2 separate regions of the Homo sapiens genome follow, and region 2 is linked to region 1. The links are chromatin loops, found by intact Hi-C in ENCODE. Cell type or tissue: GM12878. All regions are shown on one strand. Each heading gives the region's core, and the rest is flanking DNA. Links, peaks and the distances in the headings are about the cores only.

Region 1 (5,890 bases), core at 307-5,306:
AGACAGGGTCTTGCTGTGTTGCCCAGGCTGGTCTCAAACTCCTGGACTCAAGGAATCCTTCTGCCTTGGCCTCCCAAAACACTGGGATTATAGGTGGGAAGCACTGCACCTGGCCTCTTGTAACTCTTGATGCTCTGCAATAGATACCTTGCTCCCTATTAAATTGATACAATTTTGCTTTTTAAAACGTCAGACCACATACAAGAGTGTGAAGTTAAAAATGAAAGTCCTCCCCGACCTTGACCCTTGGCTCCACCCCCCAGAGGTGATCGCTGTGAACGGCTTTTTGTGCAGCCCTCAGAAGGTCTCTCTGCATGACAGAAATGCATTTGTTCTTTCTTTTTTTTTTTTTTTTGAGACAGAGTCTTGGTCTTTCACCCAGGCTGCAGTGAAGTGGCCCGATCTCGGCTCACTGCAACCTCCGCCCCCCCGGTTCAAACGATTCTCCTGCCTCAGCCTCCCAAATAGCTGGGATTACAGACATCCATCACCACACCCAACTAATTTTTGTATTTTTAGTACAGATGGGGCTTTGCCATGCTGGTCAGGCTGGTCTTGAACTTCTGACCTCAGGTGATCCACCTGCCTTGGCCTCCCAAAATGCTGGGATTACAGGCATGAGCCACCGTACCTGACTGCATTTGTTCTTGTTTACACAAATAGGATCATGCTGTACACACTGCACTTCAACTTGCTTCCTTCACTTAACATTGTGTCTTGGAACTCTTTGCATATCAGTAACTGCAGAAGCATTTAATCTTTTAATGGTGCATACTAATCTGTGTGGATGTACCGTAGTTATGTAACTAATCTCTTATAAAGGACATTTACATTTTATCCAGTTTTATTCTCTCAGAAAGAGCCAGAGAGTATTGAATCCTGTATTATTTATGTCTTTGCTTACTTTAGGAGTATAACTGGGGGATGAATTTCTAGCAGAGAAATAGCTGAGTTGAAGAGTATTCACTGTTTACATTTTGATAGATATTACCAAATGGCTATCCAAAAAAGACACTGACAGTATGCTAGTGTAACAGGGCATTTTTCAGAGAAGACAAAAGCCAGCTCACAGTTACCCATAAATGGAAGTCCACAGTGCCTTACGCCTCCCCTCCATCCAAGCCGGCTGGCTTTGGGTGGATCAAACCAGGAAGGGGTTAACAATGGACCTCTCTGTGTGTTTCTCTTCTGAACCTAAATATGTCAGACTTGGGCAATCCTGAGTGGTTTTGCATTTTCTTTTCACTGTAACCACCTGAGATCCTCTTGTCCCAAAGTCAGTGCTAGGCTGATTGTCTACATTGGGCAGGCGAACTGCTGGGAGTGGCAATGGTGGAATCTCTGAGCCTTTGCAGAAATGTTAGGTTCTGGTGAGCTGCTGACTGTGGGTTCAGAGGCTGGGACTCCCCGAGGTGTTCTGTTCTTAGGATTTCTTTTTAGCTCTCCAGTCATCCTGTCCTTTATCATCTAAGTGCTCCTGTTCTTCAGCCCTTTCTTAGCTGTTTGGTCTACTAGAACATTATTCAGGAGTATGATGGCTTCATCGTCCTGGAATTGCCTCCTCCAGCAGCTTGGGGTGGGCTGTCTGCAGTGCTTCAAAAGCTATCTGGGCTGAAGGGCTATTTTTTAAAAAATTCCAATCTATTATGGACCAATACTTTTGTAAAATACTAAAAGAATTGAATTACTGGAAAAATGAAATATGAAACAAAGACATATGAAATACAATCCTGATTTCTTTTTATTAGATTTAGCAGACGTAAACCTGTTTAAATTTGTTATACAAGTTTTGAGATACTTACTGTCCATTTCTGTTCTCATATAGTGGAGATTGGTAAGAATTTGAGCAGCATTGCTCTAAGCACGTCTCTGGAAGCTTCATGGGCTTCCTTTTGGCCCTAAAGCTTGTATTGTTTTGCTGAAAAAGTGATTCTCACCCAGCAGGGAAAATCTTCCAGATTTTCAGTCAGGGAGGGCCTGGGTCAATGCCCAGGGTTAACACTGGGCTTGGCTTCAAGCTCAGGACCCAGTCCTATCAGCCCAAATTTTCTTTTCCACCCAGCTTTTCCTATCTCTGGGAGCAGTGACTCATGGGTACAGGGTACCATGATCTGCTGTCTTCAAATCAGAAGATGTCATACTCTTTCCTTCAAGTTTTACTTCTTATTTCATTGAAGTCAACATCAGCCTTCCTATCAGTGTTACCATCTCTTCTCTATAACCCACTGCAGACTAGTCATGAGTTACACGCAAAATGTGAAATTTGGGGATGTGGATAAAAGGGAAGCAATTGTTTTCTATCAAGCCATTAAAACTTTTCAGTTTCCTTTTTAAATAATTGTACACTTCATGAGATACTTCAGATAGGTCTTAACACAAAGAAAGAATGAGCCACAACCCCCTAAAATATGAGGTGGTTAAAATATCTTTTGTCTTTAAAGGGGGTGAATTATTTCAATTTTAAATCCTTGGAGAAAATTGGCTTTCAGATTGCCTTTCGGAACCTGAAGTAGCAGGTCACAGCGGCATCTAGTGGAAGTTAATGGTATAACAGTTGGCCTAGACTAAGCAGAAAAAGAGAATACAGTAATTTCAAAATATTGTATTTTTTTCTTGTTTTTAACTTTTTTCTGAGACAGGCTTGAGTGCAATGGCACGATCATAACTCTCTTCAGCCTCAAACTTCTAGGCTTAAGTGATCCTTTTACCTCAGCCTCACAAGTAGCTGGGACTACAGGCGTGCACCACCATGCCCAGGTAATTTTTTTATTTTTACATATAGATGGGATTTTGCTATGTTGCCCAAGCTGGTCTTGAACTCCTGGCTTCAAGTGATCCTCCCACTTTGGCCTCCCAAAGTGCTGGTATTACAAGCATGAGCCACCACATCTGGCCTTTTTAACATTTTTGAAGTTAGGGTGTGACATACTAGATAGCATGTCATAATTTAATGAATCTATTTTCTTTATCAGTGATACTACATCTTACAATTGATGGCATCTTAATTTCATCAAAATATAATTTTTCATATAAAACTTTGTAGGATGCCATTCATTCAGTAACTCAGTAATATTTATTGAGCATCTACTTATACCTGGAAGCTAATGACTTACTGTATGTATTGTATTCATTGCATATATTTTAGTTGTGTTATATTCAAAACTGTTTATTGTAATGCATAATGTAGACATTTATACATTAATGCATTGATATTAATCAGACCTAACTCCATTAATTTAAAAATCCATTCTTGGCTGGTGTATTAGTTCATTTTCATGCTGCTGATAAAGACATACCCAAGACTGGGCAATTTACAAAGGAAAGAGATTTCATGGAAAACTCATAGTTCCATGTGGCTGGGGAAGCTTCACAATCATGGTGGAAAGAAAAGAGGAGCAAGTCATGTCTTACATGGATGGCGACAGGCAAAGAGAGAGCTTGTGAGGGAAACTCCCATTTTTAAAACCATCAGATCTCTGTCACGAGAACAACGTGAGAAAGATCTGGCCCCATGATTCAATTACCTCCCACTAGGTCCCTCCCACAACGCATGGGAATTCAAGATGAGATTTGGATGGGGACAGAACCAAACCATATTAGCTGGGCATAGTGGCTCATGCCTGTAATCCTAACACTTTGGGAGGGCAAGGCAGGTGGATCACTTGAGGTCAGGAGCTCAAGACCAGCCTGGCCAATATGGTGAAACCCTGTCTCTACTAAAAATACAAAAATTAGCCCGGAATGGTGGTGCACACCTGTCATCTCAGCTACTTGGGAGGCTGAGGCAGGAGAATCTCTTGAACCTAGGAGGCAGAGGTTGCAGTGAGCCAAGATTGTGCCACTGCACTCCAGCCTGGGCGAAAGAGTGAGACTCTATCTCAAAAAACAAAAAAATCCATTCTTGTCTAAACCCAGTAGTTCTCAAGCTGGCTGCATGTTAGAACTGTCTGTACAGTTTTCTAAACCATCAGTTCTCAGACCACACTTCTCAGAGATCTGAATTAATTGGTCTAGGAGTGGGGCCCATTCATTAAGAATTTTTCAAAGCTTCCCAAGTGTTCTAATGTGTAGCCTGGGTTGAGAACATTTTCCTTCCTTTAGGTCAGATGGATTCAAGATTACATAGATGTTTTAGTAGTTGGGAAATATAAGTGTTTGGTTTTATAGTAGACAACTCGTATCTTTATTACCATTTATGAATGCAAAGAAACCCTATCTATTAAAGCATTAGTGGATAACACTGAAACCATGATATTTAAGGAAATATTGGCTCCTAAAGACATCCGTGTCAAATACTGTACAATTTGCATTTGATTCTTACACACCCAACATTATTTGAAGTGAACACCATAATAAGATCAGGAATGCTGATGAAGTGTAAAACAGTAGCTGTAAAGTTTACAAGATGTCTCAGTAACATGAAGCCTCTCAAGTGATGTCTATGCACTAAAAGAAAGCAATCTAAGATATCAGTTCCTCGGAATATCCTTTTCATGGCTGAAAGTGAACTCTGCTCATTTCAGGACTGACCCCTAAGCATACTACAGAGATGGCATAATGCTCTTGACCCCCTAGCTGGTCCAGTAGTATAATGTGATACCACATCAGACCTCAACAGGCATAAGAATAGTATTTCATGGGAGCCAGCCTGCAGAAGAAAGGACGCTGTTCATTTCTGGACCCTACCTCTTGCTAACTTTGTAATGTTGGACAAGTTATTAAACTCATCAAATCTGTTGTTTCCTGGTATGCACAATTCGGATAATAATTCTAAGGTTCAGCTATTGCGGATGTTGGAGTTAACATAGGTAAAAACATGCTACTCCTCATGATGGTTCCCTGTGACTGCTTTTGGCTCATTGTGGTGTGTTACAGAATATTCAAGAAAGAATAGCACCATTAACCCCTTCCATCCTGCCTCTTCCAACCTCTACAAACTAGTGTGCAGGGTTTGGGCACTGGGTCTATGTTTAAACAATAGCTTAACGCCTTTTGGGTTCCTTGGATTTGATTTAAAAAAAAAAAAAAGGTCTTTTCAAATTCATAAGACTTTCCATCCAGTGTTTCCTTGTGGCCTAGTAACAAGATCCTAAAATACATTCACTTTTATCTCCCTCCTGCCATCAAAAACAACCCCTCTCGAGGGCCAGGGGCTGGCTGGGAGCCTGGGGTGTGTTCAACTAGAGAAAACCATGGGCCCTTTAATTTAGGGCCAGGCTACTGAAAAGAGAGACTAACAGAGCCTCCCAGTCTCCACCCATCACTGGGTTGAACGTGTGAGTTTGGAGACAGGGGGTGGCGTACCTGTCAAAGCAGCAGAATATCTAGAAGAAAAACAGTAGCGAGGAGATCTTCAAGGAGGAAATTTAGGAGCTTTTGGGCTTGTTCCCTAAAGCCCATAAGTTCTAGTTCAGTTTCATAGTCTCAGGCCCAAATGTCCCACTGACTTCAGGGGGACCTTGTCTGTGCTCTTTGAATGTGACCCGCCCTGGGTCAGATGACCGTCTCCATGTCCCAAAGGTCAGATTTAACCTGGTTTCTACAACTCACACTAATGTAACCCAATCATGGTTTCACTTTTCTAAAAAAAAAAAAAAAAAAAAAAAAAAAAAAAAAAAAGTGAGATATTGACTGAAACTCCCATTAATAATGTATTTCAATGCCCTGCAGATGTGGCAATATAAACAGGCAGTTTTCTTTGCTCTTCATGTTGCTGATATAAACTGGGCAGATACATTTCATGCAAATGGGGCTTGATGTGGATGAAATCTTTCAGCCCTCAGATAAGCCATCATCCTTTTCTCTTCTAAGGCAGAGAAGGAAAGATGAGGGTGACATTGAAGGGTTCAGGATGTGGCAGGCCATTAGCCAGGCAGACAGCAACCACATC
Region 2 (5,890 bases), core at 629-5,628, 85 kb before region 1:
CCGGGACATGCCACCTTCCAGCGACGGGAAGTCACTGGTGAGAATAGGGCACTGTTTCTGCCATGAGAAAGGGGGAAGGAAAGGGAGACAAAGAGGACAATGAGAAAGAGAGGGTGAGAGGTGAAGGGGAACAGAGATGGGAAAGTCAGAGGAGCAAAGAGGTTTAAAGTAAAGGGGGAAAGACATGCTGCTTCCCCATGAAGGGCAGCCGTCAGTGTCCCTCTCTCCCTGCAGAATGGACACATTCAACGTCCCACTCATAGGCAGGTGACAATGTTGTTAGGTGACGAGGAATCCTGGGATAACATGGAGAGAAGCAGGGAGTAGGGGAGAGAGAGCAGGAGGGAGAGGAAGAGAGAGAAAGAGGGAGGAAGACCAAACAGAAGAGAGGAAAGGAAGAGGGCGAGAGAGAAGGAGAGAAGGAGAAGAGAAGGGGAGAGAGAGAGAGAGGGCCAGGAGAGGGGGGAGCAAGCTCACCTAAGACAGGAGCAACAGGACCACCGTTCTGGCCTTGGGCCCAGAGACCAAGTTGTATTTCATGCTGTCTAGGAAATTTCAATGTTTTTCAATGTATTTCAACGTAATTCAATATATTTTAATGTATTTCAATGTTGTCCAGGAAATAAGTTATCTGTCTTTAAAATCATCCCCTTTTTCCTCCTTTTCTCCTTTTCCAAATGTTAAGCATTTCCCATCCCACTGTCTAACAGCAGCTGAGCAGTAACGGTTTGCTCACCTGCTTTAATTCCCTGCAGATGAGCGGAATCTTCCTCGCAGCTCAGATGTGTAAGGAGGCACCCTGGGATGACAGTGGCCCCCCAGTTCTACTGTCTGACCTTGAATCCTTCAGGGCAGATGGGAGAACTTGTGAATTATGTGTCTGTTTGGTGCCTGACACGGAGCCAGGAATGGAGGAGAGCTTCACGAATTCTGAAGTGTGTACACGTGCATTCTCCTCCCACCCCCTTTTTTTGCTGTTGGTGACTCACCCCGGCTGGATCTGTAGTGATGCGGGCTGTGAGGCCTGGTGGGCAGGTGCACCTGACAGCCAGGAGAGAGAGATTCCAGAGATCCCAGTTGGGAGACGTGCACAGAAGACCCGGGCAGCCGGGCTTATGCTAAATAAAATTAGTTCACATTCAAGGCCTCCCTTATTCTGCAGAGGACGTGGCCCAGGTGTGCAGGTGGATTTGGAGGGAGAAGTGAGGGAAGCAGCCCACCGACAGTGAGAAGTGAGGGGTAGGGGCCGGGGTCTGGGGGCTGGCAGGGGAGCCAGGTGGGCGATGGGCCTCAGCCAGTGCAGAGGGGTGTGACCCGCCGAGGCCCCTCTGCCTTCATTTAGACTTTCTAAGGCCAGGCCACCTGCCATACGACCTGGGGTTTGAGCCTGCGTCTGGCTACCCCAAAGGACAAGCAACCAAGGGCTGGAGATAGGAGTGGAAGCAGCAGCCCGGCTCCCCGTTTCTGCTGCTGGGAAGTGGATGGAGCTCTCAGGTGCTTGCACCTTCCCGTAGGCAAGCTCTCCTGAGGAGGAACTCCACACAAAGCAGGACTAGCCGGCAGGCTGGAAGAGAAACCCTTGGATCCACCTCTTGGGTGGCTCTCAACCTGAAGTCAGGACTTGGTGACTCCTCTCGCTTAAAAGGATAATTTTTTTAAGAAGGAGATCATTTTCTTTGCAGGGAAATGGATGGAGCTGGACGCCGTTATCCTTAGCAAACTAACACAGGAACGGAAAACCAAATACCGCATGTTCTCATTTATAAGTGGGATCTAAATGATGAGAACTCAGGAGCACAGAGAAGGGAACAACACACACTGGGGCTGACTTGAGGGGGAGGGTGGGAGGAGGGAGAGGAGCAGAAAAGATAATTACTGGGTACGGGGCTTAATACCTGGGTGGTGAAATAATCTGTGCAATAAACCCGTGATGCTAATTTAACTATATAACCAGCCTGCACACGTACTCCCGAAACTAAAATAAAAGTTAAAAATAAATAAATTAACAGGGCTGGGTACGGTGGCTCAAGCCTATAATCTCAGCACTTTGGGAGGCCGAGGCAGGTGGATCTACTTGAGGTCAGAAGTTCGAGACCAACCTAGCCAACATAGGAAAACCTTGTCTCTACTAAAAATACAAAAATTAGCCAGGCATGGTGGCGGGGGCCTGTAATCCCAGCTACTTGGGAGGCTGAGGCAGGGGAATTGCTTGAACCCGGGAGGCGGAGGTTGCAGTGAGCTGAGATCATGTCTGCACTCCAGCCTGGGCAACAGAGCAAGACTCTGTCTCACATAAATAAATAAATAAGCACCAAAAAAATCTTTTTTTAAATATTGAAATCATGCTCGATGCAAGAGAAGCTGCCAAGATAATCAAAGAGCTCCTGTGTATCTTTTCCTCAGTTTACCCTGATGGCTCCATCTTCTGTAACAGTGGTCCAGTAGCAAAATGAGAAACTTGGCATTGGCACAATGTGTATGCAATCGTTCTAAGTCTTTTTATCACATGTTAAAATTCATGTAACCGCCACTATGATCAAGACACAGAACTGTTCTAGGGGTGACCCCTTTCATAACAAATCTTTTATAACAGCCTTTTTACCATCCTGAAACAAAAACCACAGACGATAGTGCAGATTCCTGTTACATATACCTATCACGACACAGAATCTGAAATGAGAGACATGCATTAAGTACACATAATATATTAAGTGCAATATGAAGGAAATACAAGGAAAGTGGAGGGTTGTAATAAAGTAAAATATATTCAATGCCTAATGTGCTTGAGCACTCACTCTATCTACACTAGAAGACACAATGAAGCCATCAGAAAGAGGCAATTGAAGGAATCCACAGCCACAAAGAGGGGCTGATGCAGGTGTAATATACCGAGGCCTCAAAACCACAGATGCAATTTGTCATGAGACTAAAACAAAGTACAGTAGTTGCATTCCTGGAAATACAGCACAAAATCCACTTTATGTTCCTATGGAGTGAGTTTCCAGGCTCAGACGGTCCTAAGCGGGTTTGTCATTTACCTGAATGGTGTGTGGGGTAAAGGACAACTCTCTACAGAGAGGACAATTCTGGCAGGTCCTGGAGCACCCCTGGCTCCTGTCCCCTCAAGGCCAGGAAGTCCCCCACTGTAATCCTGCCAATCACAAAGGCTTCCTCGAATTTCCAAAATAGCCCCTAGGGGGCAGTCCTGACCCTGCTGAGAACCGCCGGCCTATTGGATACTGAGGCCATGTGCCCGGCAGTGTGCCAGGCTGGGGAGGGAGGAGGGAGGGTCGGGGAGCACAGATGAAACACACATGGTGTCCAGCCCTGTGAAACGTGCCCTCTCATTAGATTCAGGTCACTAGATATAGCAAATGAAAATATTGCACGGGACATGTTTATACTCAATATTATTTGTTGTTTATCTGAAATTTAAATTTAACTGGGTGTCTTGTGTTTCGTCTGGCAGCCCTACTGATAACACAAAGGCCATGGAGACAGGATGGCTGGTGCTGTCCTTGGGGACCAAGGGGACTCGGAGGAGGGGTCTGTAGAAGGAGACGTGGAGACTGTTTCTGGCATGGGAGTGGCCTCTGCCTTTTGCAGGGTTTTACACACTCAGTAGCTCCTGAATGCCCACGCTGATTCAGGAGGTGACATTATTATCCCTAGCTTGCCAGTGAGGCAATTGAGGTGTCAAGAGGCCACATGACTCCCCCAAGACGCATCTCACAGGGGCAGGAGGCAGGTGCCGATAGAACTCTCCCCGTGATGGTCAGTGGAGCCTCCACACTGGGGTGGCAGGGTGTGCTGGGAAAAGCAGTGGCGGGAGGGCAGGCACGGAAAAGCAGTGGCGGGAACCTCTGCCATCTCCGGACAAGGCATCCTCGCAGGAACAACTGAGGTCAGAGGGCTTGGTTTAGGATGTGGGGATGGTCAGCAAATGCAGGCTTAGAAAGTGGTGAAGGTCTGTGTGGCTGCAGAAGCCAGAAACTATCAGGAACGTGGAAAGAAACCTGTTTTATGATTTTTGGGTTTTTCGTTTTGTTTTGTTTTTAGACAGGAGTCTAGCTCTGTTGCCCAGGCTGGAATGCAATGGCTTGATCTCGGCTCACTGCAACCTCTGCCTCCTGGGTTCAGGCGATTCTCCTGCCTCAGCTTCCCGAGTAACTGGGATTACAGGCATGCACCACCACGCCTGGCTAATTTTTGTATTTTTAGTAGAGATGGGGTTTCGCCATGTTGGCCAGGCTGGTCTCAAACTCCTGACCTCAGGTGATTCACCCGCCTCAGCCTCCCAAAGTGCTGGGATTACAGGCATGAGCCATTGCGCCCTGCCAATAAACCTGTTTTAAATCGCAGCACTTTGGGAGGCCGAGGGGGGCAGATCACCTGAGGTCGGGAGTTTGAGACCAGCCTGACCAACATGGAGAAACCCGTCTCTACTAAAAATACAAAATTAGTTGGGCGTGGTGGCACATGCCTGTAATCCCAGCTACTTGGGAGACTGAGACGGGAGAATCACTGGAACCCAGGAGGCAGAGGTTGCAGTGAGCCGAGATCACGCCACTGCTCTCCAGCCTGGGTGACAAGAGCGAAACTCCATCTCAAAAAAAAAAAAAAAAAAAAAAAAAAAAGAGCTGCTTTGCACCAAGGAGCCCGGCCCACCAGGAAGAGAAGGGGATAAGACGCGTGCCCTTGTTCTTAAGAAACATGTGCTGGCCTCCCCTCAGCAGATGCCTCCAGATAAGCCCAGCACCCACAGTCCTGCACACTTGCCTTCCCGGCCCTTCACCACCCACAGGGATGGGAGCAAGGCAAAGACATCATCAGAAGATGCTGTGATAATGAGCCCGACCGTGAGGACCAATGGAGAAGCCCCTGGACCTGGTGAAAGGTTGCCTCCCTCAGGGCTCTTGTCTTCTGCGTTTATAGCTGATTTCTCCCAGACAGGGGTACTCTTCCAGCCATGGGGTGGCAGGGGGCATGGGTCCCCCAGGCACGGAGTAGAAGCCCAAGCTCACGCTCTGAGACACAGGAAGAGCCCAGAGAAGATGCTGGAATCCACCAGCCTGGTTTTAGCTCAGGCGTGTTCTTATTTGTACAGGGCTTACCTGGACTGGCTTTCACTGAAACTCAGATTTAATATCTTTGGGAGATGAGTCCACAATGAGTCATGGAATATTCTTTCAACTAGCAGTAGGAGAGACACTGGCCTAGGAACCAGTGTTTGGTAACTGTTTCCATGCCTATGGGAGCCGAAAGCTGAGTTCTCCCGCTAAGAGCAGGGTGGGACACTCAGGAGACCGTGTTCTGTTCGGTGGGGACCTCGCAGCTTCAGAGTGGGGTGGAGAGCTCAGGAGGAGGTTATCTTCAAATCGCTGGGGAGAGTCAGTAAAAAGTCCTAAAAGGAAAGCTTAGCTGGATCACTTTTCCTTGCTGTCTTGGGAAAATTTAAAAGAGAAGCCAAACCAAATTCATGAAAAGTCTGGGTGCGGAAAGAGATGCAATTGACTTGGGTTAAAAAAAAAGTCAATTTTTCTGATTATAAAAGCATTAAAAATATATGGGACAGGACTACAGCATTAAGCTTGTTGAAGAAGATTTAGAAGAAATATGGAAGAGTAAATCACCATAATCTTGCTACCTAGAACAACTTTTCTGAAAAATGGAAACAAGCTCTCACTATGTTATCCAGGCTGGACTCAAAATCCTGGGCTTAAGCAATCCTCCTGCCTCAGCCTCCTGAGTAGCTGGGACTACAGGAACATGCCACTGCAACTGGCTAGAATAACTTTATTTTTAATTAAGAATAAGTTAAAATAACCACTAACTAAACATTGCCAGTTCAGTTGACCCTCTCTTAGTATATAGATCAGAATGGTTTGTT

The links. Peaks named below come from ENCODE experiments on the same cell type or tissue, not always from the same donor. Only the 100,000 strongest peaks of a DNase experiment are listed, where the experiment ranks them.
Region 2: a loop joins it to region 1, with 10 times the contacts of the local background. A loop is called at or near these places in 18 of 110 quality-filtered maps.

What each region holds. Positions count from the first base shown.
Region 1 is chr21:36,501,062-36,506,951 of GRCh38, reverse strand. It overlaps a transcript of CLDN14 not described here. Among named protein-coding and RNA genes, the nearest start is that of CLDN14, 24 kb to the right of the region's middle. In GM12878, for the core only: a CTCF peak has its summit at 2,531 (motif pointing left); no DNase peak of the experiment used is centred there; H3K27ac peaks cover 1,867 bases.
Region 2 is chr21:36,586,874-36,592,763 of GRCh38, reverse strand. No RefSeq gene overlaps it. Among named protein-coding and RNA genes, the nearest start is that of SIM2, 110 kb to the left of the region's middle. RefSeq lists an enhancer at 3,069-3,118 and a silencer at 3,249-3,308. In GM12878, for the core only: a CTCF peak has its summit at 3,199 (motif pointing right); a DNase peak (open chromatin) is centred at 3,173.